2 separate regions of the Homo sapiens genome follow, and region 2 is linked to region 1. A link is a contact called in ENCODE Hi-C or POLR2A ChIA-PET data. All regions are on one chromosome and are shown on one strand. The core of a region is the stretch at or near the end of the contact, and the rest is flanking DNA. Distances in the headings are between cores, read along the strand shown.

Region 1 (5,178 bases), core at 2,679-5,178:
ACAGAGAATCATAGCTTATTGAACAGAAACCCGTGAGAAAAAAATCCACGATCAATAACCTCTATGAGAACCAGCGCCAGGGTAGGAAAACTTGAACTATATTTGATGAATTGCTGCAGGCTCAGCGTGGAGAAATCTGAGAGGTTAAAAACTCCAGGGAACTCAGTCACTGGAGGGGGGGTCAAGGGAGACCCACACTTTTGTGAGTTTTATCCCCAGGAGCTTGACTAGGTTCTCACAGTGAAATTTGGAGAAAAATTCCCTCATGCTTCCAGCAGAGGAAGGGGAGAAGGAACCATTTTGAAATACTCCAGAGCTTTCTGATCTTTCTATTATAACAAGCACCGAACCTGCTGAAGTTATAGCAGAACCTCAGTCACCTGGAGGAAAGGAAATAGCCAGCCCCAGCCCATTCCAGCCATTGTCCCTCATCTAAGAGGGGATAACTGCGTAGCATTCGTGAAGTTCACAGTCCAGAGGCACAGGCTCACCAGAAGACTGAGGCCTCCTTTAGGAATACAGAATGCTTCCCCAACCCCAACACCTTACCACCACATTGCTAAAGGCCTACTTACAGAAGCTCTCTCTACCTGGCACATCATGACCAGCTATCAAGAAAAACATTACAAGGCATACTAAGAGGCAAAAGACACAAGTTTGAAGAAAGAGAGCAAACATCAGACCCAGAATTAGATATGGCCGAGATGTTGGAATTCACAGACTGGGAATTTGAAACAACTGTGATTAATATGAAAAGGGCTCTACTAGAGAAAGTAGACAACAAGCAATAACAAACAATGTAAGGAGAGAGATGGAAATCCTAAGAATGAGCTAAAATGCTAGAGATAAAAAATGAAGAGTAGGCTGGGCACGGCAGCTCATGCCTGTAAACCCAGCACTTTGGGAGGCTGAAGTGGGTGGATCATTTGAGGTCAGGAGTTCAAGACCAGCCTGGCCAACACGGTGTAACCCTGCTTCTACTAAAAATACAAAAATTAGCCAGGCGTGGTGGTGGGTGCCTGTAATCCCAGCTACTCAGGAGGCTGAAGTGGGAGAATCGCTTGAACCTGGGTGGTGGAGGTTGCAGAGAGCTGAGATTGCGCCTCTGCACTCCAGCCTGGGTCACAGTGCAAGACTCCACCTCAAAAAAAAAAAAAAAAAAAAAAAAAACATGAAGAGTAGCTGTGAGAGGCTAAATGGTAGACTAGACACATCTTAGGAAAGAATTGCTGAGCTTAAGGATATCTCAATAGAAACCTCTATAACTGAAAGACAAACAATATCCAAAAACTGTGAGATGATGAAAAAAAGGTATAACTATGCCTCATGGGAATACTAGCAGAAGACAGAGAAAGGAACAGAAGAAATATTTGAAGCAATAATGATTGATTATTTCCCCAAATCAATATGGAAGATGAAACCACAGATCCGGGAAGCTCAGAGGACACACAGGATAAATGCAAAAAAATCCTTCAAAACCAAAAAACAAATGAACAAAAAATGACTTTTCTTCAGAAACTGTGCACACAAGGAGCGAGTGGAATGAAATGTTTAAGGTGTTGAGAGAAAAAAGCAGTGTCTAACCTAGAATGCTGTAGCCCATGAAATTATCCCCCAAAAGCAAAGGGGATTTGTTGCCAGTAGACCTGCCTTGGAGAGAATGTTAAGTTTTTCAGAGAGAAGAAAAATGATAAAAGTCAGAACCTCAGATCTATATAAAGAAAGAACATCATTATTACCTTTAATAATGAAGGTAAAGGAAAAGTCTTACTTATTCTTTGTTGTTTTATTTTTCTTTTTACTTTTTTGAGACAGGGTTTCACTCTGTTGCCCAGGCTGGAGTGCAGTGGTGCAATCACAGCTCACGGCAGCTTCGATCTCCCTGGCTCAAGCGATTCTCCCACCTCAGTCTCCTGAGTAGCTGGGACTACAGGCACGTGCCACCACACCTGGCTAATTTTTTGTATTTATTTTAGTAGAGATGGGGTTTCACCATATTGCCCAGGCTGGTCTCCAATTCCTGGGCTCAAGTGATCCACCCATCTCAGCCTCTCAAAGGGGAAGATCCTGGGCATTGGGACTGAGGTGTTTTTGATACGTTCATGCAAAGATGCCTGGAGTGGGTGGTTGGATTTCTGGGTTGTTTGATTCATAATTGCTTGATTCATAATTGCCAAAACCTGGAAACAATGAAGATATCTTTCAGTAAGCGAATAGATAAAACTGTGATATATCGACACAATGGAATATTATTCAGCACTAAAAAGAAATAGGAGCTATCAAGCCATGAAAAGACATGGAGGAAACTTCAATGCCTGTTACTACGGGAAGGAAGCCAATCTGAAACGGCTACATACTATGTAATTCCAACTAGATGACACTCTGGAAAAAGGCAAAACTATGGAGACAAAAAGATCAGCGGTTGCCAGGGGTAGAGGAGAGGGAGAGATGAATATGCAGAGCACAGATGATTTTTAAGACAGTGAAATTACTCTGCATTATACTGTGATGGTGGGTAATGATGTATCAATGTAGGTTCATCAGTTCTTTTGTTTGAGATGGAGTCTCGCTCTGTCTCGCTCTGTCGACAGGCTGGAGTGCAATGGCTCAATCTCGGCTCACTGCAACCTCCGCCTCCCCGGTTCAAGCAATTCTCCTGCCTCAGCTCCCGAGTAGCTGGGACTACAGGTGCCCGCCACCACGACCGGCGAATTTTTGTATTTTTAGTAGAGACGCGGTTTCACCATGTTGGCCAGGATGGTCTCGATCTCCTGATCTCGGGATCCGCCCGCCTCGGCCTCCCAAAGTGTTGGGATTACAGGCGTGAGCCACCAGGCCGGGCCGGGTTCATCAGTTCTAAGAAATGTACCACTCTGGTAGAGGATGTTGATAAAGGGAAGGCGATGCATGTGGGGAGGTGGGGCGGGGAGTATTTGGAAAATATCTTTCTGCTCAATTTTGTTAACTTTAAACCACTTTAAAAAAACAAAGTCTATCAAAAATTATAGTTTACATTGTTTTTACTCTTTTTCTCTTTCTGGTCTTGTCACAATCTCAAGGTAAGGGAAATATCGGTGACAACTATAGAGTGATATTCCACTGCCATTTATACTCGATAGTTTCTAATTCAAGAGCCTCTCAACAGTGTAACAGGAACTTAGAGCATATGTGGAGCCAGTAGAGGAACAGAGATCGGGTTGTTTGGAAACTACTCTCTTCCAGGAAGGGAAGAACATTAGCTCGGCCGGCCGGCTTCTCTGGTCCCATCCACACACAGAACTGAGGATGGTCTCTGCGCCACTGCTGGGAGTACCTGGAATAAGTAGTGTGAAGCCGTACTAAGCAAAACCCAGTGAATAACAGGAAAGGGGCCTTCATATCTAAGAAGAGGAAAATGATGGAGTTTAACTTTAAAATGTGATCCTTCGATGTGTTTACATTCTTTCTGGACATCGAGGGCCCGGGGACGGGAAGGAGGAATGAAGGAACTCGGAAGCACAGGCTGAGGTCGCGTTCTACTCATGTCCTCAACTGTAAAATGGGCACTAATAGTGCATAGCTCACAGGGCTGCAGCACAAAGACGGTGGGTAGAAAGTGCTTAGCATAGGGCCTGGGGCAGGGTATGCTCTCTGCAAACGTCAGCTAATAGACGTGCCTTCGCTCACGGGCTATGGAACTTTGATTCGCGGTCAGGCAAAGACAGGCACTGTCTGGGGCCTCTGGAAGCTCCTAAATCAGGTGAGACGCGCAAGCAGGCTGGAACCTGCATCCCCAGGCCCAGCCGCGCGCAGGCACCCTCGCCGACCCTCCGCTCTCCCGAGCCGCTCCAGGACCCGCCCGCTGTGGCCCCGCCCCGGCACCCTCCAGGCCCCGCCCCGCGCTGCCCCGCCCCTTCCGCCGCGCAGGCCCAGAGCGTGCGCGCACCCAGACTCCTTGCGGGAGCGAGTGCGTCTGGGAGCCCGCGGCCGGAGAAGGGCTGCGGGTTAGGGGGCCGGCGCCCGCGGTTCAGGTGAGGGCGGGCAAGGGGCGGCGAAAGGGTTGAAGTGTCTCCTGGGAGTGGAGGGAGCGGGAGCGGGCGGCTGGGTCCGCGAGGTCGCTGCCCGTGTGGGCGTGGGGAGCGGGAGCGGGGCGTGGGGAGCGGTGCGACGCGTGAGGCTGGGGGTTAGGGTTAGGCACGGCGTGGGGGAGGGGCGGGGCCGAGCCGTGCAGTTCTGAGGATTGGACCCGGGCCTTGGGCCAGCCGGGCTGGCACCGGAGGGGAATTTGCTGCAGAGTTGAGGGCTTTGGAGCCGGCGGTTGCTCTGGAAGGACCCGAGGGTTTAGCTTCTGCGTTGGGGAGGGTCCAGCGGGGAAAGTTAGACCAGGTGCTGAAAGCCAGTGATGAGAGGCCGAGAGGCCTTCGTGGTCTAGTGAAGAGGTTCAGAACGCCCGAAGATCTGGAAATCCTTGGCTTCCGGGGTCCAACTCCCTGGCAGCTGCCTGGTTTTGGTATTTTGAGATTCTGTTCAGAATAGTGGCAGTGCAAAGGTTGTCAGTGGACTAGATTAACTTTAGCTAGACACGCACCGTCACTGAAGAAACTTGTGAGCAAGTTGTATAGAGACCTCCTAAGAGGCAGGTAGGACACTGACTTTGCAGTTGATAGTCTGTTCTATGCCAGTTCTGTTAAGAAGGTTTTATTCTGAGCATCAGGTTGCTTCTGCAATTTTTTTTTGGTGCTATTTTGAAGTTTTGTTAAACTCACATGCTATGTGCTGTCTCACCCGCTTCACTTATTTAGGCATAGGCATGATGAGGATGTCATTTCACCATGTGCTGAAGGGTGATGAGGGGGCACAGTTGCTTGGGGACCACCCACGTGACTTGACTCAACGCTTAAGTTTCTGCTATATCTTTACATGGATCTGAAATCTCTTCAAGGGAGCTTGAAATAATTTAGTGGAACATGCTTCATTTTACATATAGTTATTCTAGAACTGTTCTTTATCATTGGAGAATTTTGGAAAAGAAAAGTACCTGTATTACGTAATTCACACTGTCACTCATCTAGAGATTATTCATTGCAGGATTCCAGAATTGGAAATAACGGGAGGGAGGACCTGGTCCAGCTTCCCTTCCTCAAATAAGGAAATTGACACCTGGCGTGGTAAGATTTGTGGAATGTGGTGTTTGTGGAA
Region 2 (4,554 bases), core at 402-2,901, 140 kb after region 1:
TAATGCATAGATCTGAAATATATAATTCAATGAGCTTTGGCAAATATATACAGTTGTGTGTTCATACATGTTTTACAACTGGCTCTCTGGTGGGATAAAAAAGCCCTGCTTTGTAGTGTTTGCCAATTTCTGGAGTATAAATATTTCCACCACGGTGGATTCCAAGCTATCAATGTGATGCTGACTGGCTTGCAAACATCCTGAAAAATTAACAGTCCACTCTCTTGATGGTGCCAGCAGGCTTCAGCACACCACTGCCTGTACATAACTGTGCAACCAGCACCTAGATCAACATTCAGGACATGCCCATCACCCCATAAGTTGCCTAGTGCCCCTCCGCAGTCAATCCCCACCCCTATCCTGTGTGGACAACGATTCTGATTTCTATCTCCATCATTTAGGTTTTCATATTCTAGAACTTCATGCAAATACAGTATATTTTTGGCCTGACTTTCTATTTTTGCCTCAGATTTGAGAGTCCCTCCTGCGGTGTTTATCTGGTTGTTTGTCTTTTTCATTGCCCAGTAATGTTTCATTGTATGGATGTACTATCATTGATTCTCCTGTTAATTGGCATTTGGGTTGTTCAAAGTTTTGGGATTTTCTGAGTAATCTTGAAAGTACTTGAGAGGCTGTAAAAAAGAGGTTCTAATATTCCTGGCAAAACTTTCTGCTGGGAAGAGGAAATAGATCCTGAAGCTTCAGATTTTACTGGCGATAATGAAAGAGCATCTTTGAAAGTGTCTAGCATGTGGCAGACATTCAATAAATGTTAGTGGAGTCTCACTTTGGCAGAATTCTGCTTCTAGGATCTGTGCCCAGAAATAGATCGTCTTTTACAGAAAGGTCAGAATCAACCATTGTAGAGAAAATTTAAAAATACCTCAGAGAGATTCCATCTTCTCATTTGATAAATCCATTTCAGGAATATTTCACGATTCTAACAATTAGAAAAATGTCTATGTGATATTTTTATGTTATACTTTAAAGCCTACCTGTTATACATATTATCTGATTTACTTCATACACATTTAATTTTCATTTTATGCACATTATTTTATTTAACTTTTGCTACAATGCTGCAAGGTAAATGTACTTCTACTTTACAGATAAGGACAAATGAGGCTCAGAAATGCTAAGTAACTTTCCTAGCTCACGGAGCTAGTGAGAATTTGATTGCAGTTGCCTGACTCCAAAATGCATGCGTTTTCCTCTGCAACGTGCGGCCCCACCATGTTCACACCTCACTACAGACAGGAAGCACATGTTATTCAGATAATCGCTACCCATTTTCCTTTCATCCTCGTTTTTCCAGCGAGCAAAACATCTTGTACAGTCAGTTTCTTTTTTCATTTCAAAAGTACACTTTGAATAGGCTCAGGACGGCCTGATTTAAGCAAGCAGAAGGAAAAATCCTTACAAAATCTGTGTGGGCCAATCAGCAATGTGACAGAACGTTCGGCAGATGGCGCTGTTTCCACACGAGCGTAACGGCGGCCACAAGCGTTCTGCCGCCAGGGGGCGCCGCGTTCCGCCGGAGAAGCGTGGCTCCCGGGCGCGCGGCCGCCGCCTGCCCAGCACCGGCGCAGGGCCCACGCCTCCGTCGCGGTGCGTCCTTTCCCTCCAGGTGGGACGCTGCAGGCCCAGCCGCTCCCTGTGCCTCCAGACAGCCAGGGCTCTCACGTGGATAGGCTGCTGGACCAAGCTCAGTCCAGGAGGCCGGCTTCAACAGCTTCTGCTCAGCTCTCCCGGGCAGCACAGGACTGTGCAGAGCCTCCCCTAAACCTCATTCTTTTCATGGGCAAAGGGAAGCACAGCAGCGTTTGCCTGTTCTTGCCAAGTTAGCACCGAGGAAGTTTCATCAGGGAGGGGCAGGGGCCTCAGAACAGGGAGGCCGCAGGGCGGCCTCGGCAGAAGGTGAGTGCTGGCAGCCCGTGGCCCGAGACGTTAAGCACTGCGGGGAGAAAAGGAGAAAGAAGCTCCTCGAACTTTAGGCCCACTCCGGTGTGTGAGGAGCCCGGCCGAGAGCTGAGAGCAGCCTGGTCTTCCCTTCTCGGTGAGGCTTGCGCACTTGCCTCCCTTGCTGCTTCCAGAGTCATAGCCCCGGCCAGTCCTCCAAGGGCCCGCGTTCCACCATGGCCAGACATTCCCTTTGAGAGTCTGCAAAGCTTGTTTTCTCTCGGAGAATTCTAGGCAATGCAGGTCAAAGAAAGGATTTTGAATCAAGTCCTCGGCTACGTCAGATGGAAGTGCTTACAAGAGCTGCATTAATGGAATAATTCTTTTACTCCATGATCTGACTCCTGTCTACGTCTTTAATATTTTATTTTATTTTCATTTTTTTTTAGAGTCAGAGTCTCTCTCTGTCGCCCAGGCTGGAGTGCAGTGGCACAATCACTGCGCACTGTAGCCTTAACCTCCTGCGCTCAAGCAATCCTCCCACCTCAGCCTCCTGAGTGGCTGGGACCACAGGTGTGCCACCACATCCATGTCCAGTGTTCATTCTCACTATTTTCCCCGACGCCTGCTGTTGCTTTTTTATACTACTTGCAGTTCCTCGCAATGTTGCAGAAGCACTGCCTCCTCCGTGATGGCCTTTGGGTTCGTCTAACTCTTCCTTCATGGTTTGTCCCCTTTATAGAATCAATAGCGCCTATCCCAGAAATCCAAAATTTTCACTGCACTTGAGACTATTTACTTATCCATCTCTGTCTTCTGGGCTGTCATCTCATTGAGTTCATATTCACCTTTGAATCTCCAGCATGCAGCCTGAGGACTGGAGGTCGCACTTAGTAGGTGTTCACTGAGTGAATAAAGGAAGGATAAAAACACTCTTCACTTTGCATTTAGGGAAAAAATAGATAATACAGAGATTTCCATCAAAACCAAACCAAGCCAATGTCTCTTGGAACCACACTGACAGTTTATGCCTTGGACAACTGGTGTGATGGTTTATGGTTTCTTCATTGTTGCTATGTATGTCTGTGAACGTATTTGTCTTTTAAATTACTTACTGGAGCAAGAAGTTCACTTTTACTTCATAAGGTAGATCCTTGAAACAGTCACTACTTTTAAAATAAAGTCTTCCCCTGTCCTCCTTGAAAGGTTCTTCTCGGGCTGCGTGTTGCAAGATCCTTCCTTGCAAGGCAGTCGATGCTGTCTTATCCCCTCCCCTGGAGCAGAACTGGGGTTACCTCTGGTAGCTTTGGACGTGGCCATCCAGGGTTGGTTTTGTAGAGATGAGACTCAGAGACATCAAATAATCTTTCCTTTACTCAGCATTGGAAGATTTCAAAGAAAGTATGTGCAGGAGGCAGAAGGTGGGGTCAGGATTGTTTAAATTTGGGGAGCTGCTTTTCTAGGGCAGTGAGAATTCTCTTGCTGGGTGGAGTTTGGTGCATGCAGCTGGGCTGGGGGTCGCTCCCAGCAGGGAACTCCTAAGTGCCAGCCCAGGCTCTCTGACCTGGGGCTAGTCTCCATTGGCAAATGCCACCCTCTGTCTCCCATCATCTCTCCCCTCATCTATGAAGAGGCAGGAAGGAGCTCTGGGAGGTGGGAGAGAGCAGAGGCCACAGTCAGTGTCCTCTGGACATGTTGATAGCTAGAAGCAGAGCTGAGGCCCTGGGGACAGACACCTTGTCCTTATGCTGAAGAGACCCTTTTTTAGCGGTCATTGCAAGTTGAGTTGGGATAAGGATTCTAGGTCTGGTTTATTTTTTTCTGGAAAGTATATACTTCCTCCGTTTCTCTGGCCTGATTACTGCCCACATGCCACCAGGGGATAGCTGTCCTTCTGCAGTAGTGGGAGACATGGAAGATCATGGACTCTGGAGCTGGACTCTCTGGGTTCAGATCCTGGCTTTGCCTCTTAGTAGCTGTGTGACTTTGGGCCATTCAGGTAACATCTCTGTGCCTAAATCACCTGTTCTGTAAGGTGGGTTCACCTCATAAGGCAGCTGTGAAAATTAAGCAGATTAGCACATGTTAAATGCCGATGACAGCACCAGCATGTAACCAGTATGCAGAGGACATGAGCTCTTACTGTGCCTGCCTTCTCCTTTCCCCAGCCCTCTCCCTTCAAGGTGGTCCCTGTTCATCTCAACAGGTACTCATTGGTGCCCCTGTACCCAGCACCATGACAGGCACTGAGGGGGATACAAGGAAGCTTAGACGTGGTTTCCATTCTCAAGAGGCTTATGATATGGGGACATGGAGACAAAAGCAAAGTAATAAAAATAAAAAACAGGGGAGGGAGTGGGGAAAGAATTGAAAAACTTCCTATTGGGTACTGTGTTCACTACTTGGGTGAAAGGATCGTTAGAAACCCAAACCTCAGTATCATGAAGATACTCATGGAACAAACCCACACATGTACCTCTTGAACCTAAAATAAAAATAGAGGCCGGGTGCAGTGGCTCCCACCTCTAATCCTAGCACTTTGGGAGGCAGGGGTGGGTAGATCACTTGAGGCCAGGAGTTCGAGACCAGCCTGGCCAACATGGTGAAACCCTGTCTCTACTAAAAATACAAAACTTAGGTGTGGTGGCTCACGCC

Evidence for each region. Hi-C counts contacts between places; a loop is a spot of excess contacts on that map. ChIA-PET counts read pairs that join two places held with the same protein, here RNA polymerase II (POLR2A). Pooled maps may share reads with other maps.
Region 2: a loop to region 1 is called in a pooled map, with 4 times the contacts of the local background. The contact joins the enhancer-like site here to the promoter of NFRKB in region 1. A Hi-C loop is called at or near these places in 2 of 168 maps with a recorded cell type or tissue (CD4-positive, alpha-beta memory T cell and HepG2) and 7 of 50 pooled maps. POLR2A ChIA-PET finds 5 or more read pairs at or near these places in 1 of 52 experiments (HEK293T).

Annotation. Positions count from the first base shown.
Region 1 is chr11:129,894,328-129,899,505 of GRCh38, reverse strand. NFRKB (nuclear factor related to kappaB binding protein) reads left to right here and starts at 3,928. Exons shown (of 27, transcript NM_001143835.2): 1 at 3,928-4,010; 2 at 5,068-5,147. RefSeq lists a silencer at 3,772-4,211.
Region 2 is chr11:129,747,953-129,752,506 of GRCh38, reverse strand. No RefSeq gene overlaps it. Among named protein-coding and RNA genes, the nearest start is that of TMEM45B, 66 kb to the left of the region's middle. RefSeq lists a silencer at 1,575-1,674 and enhancers at 1,462-1,961, 1,962-2,463. Within about 2 kb of position 1,651, at least 3 of the 41 ENCODE cell types and tissues checked have a DNase peak (open chromatin) inside an H3K27ac peak, as active enhancers do.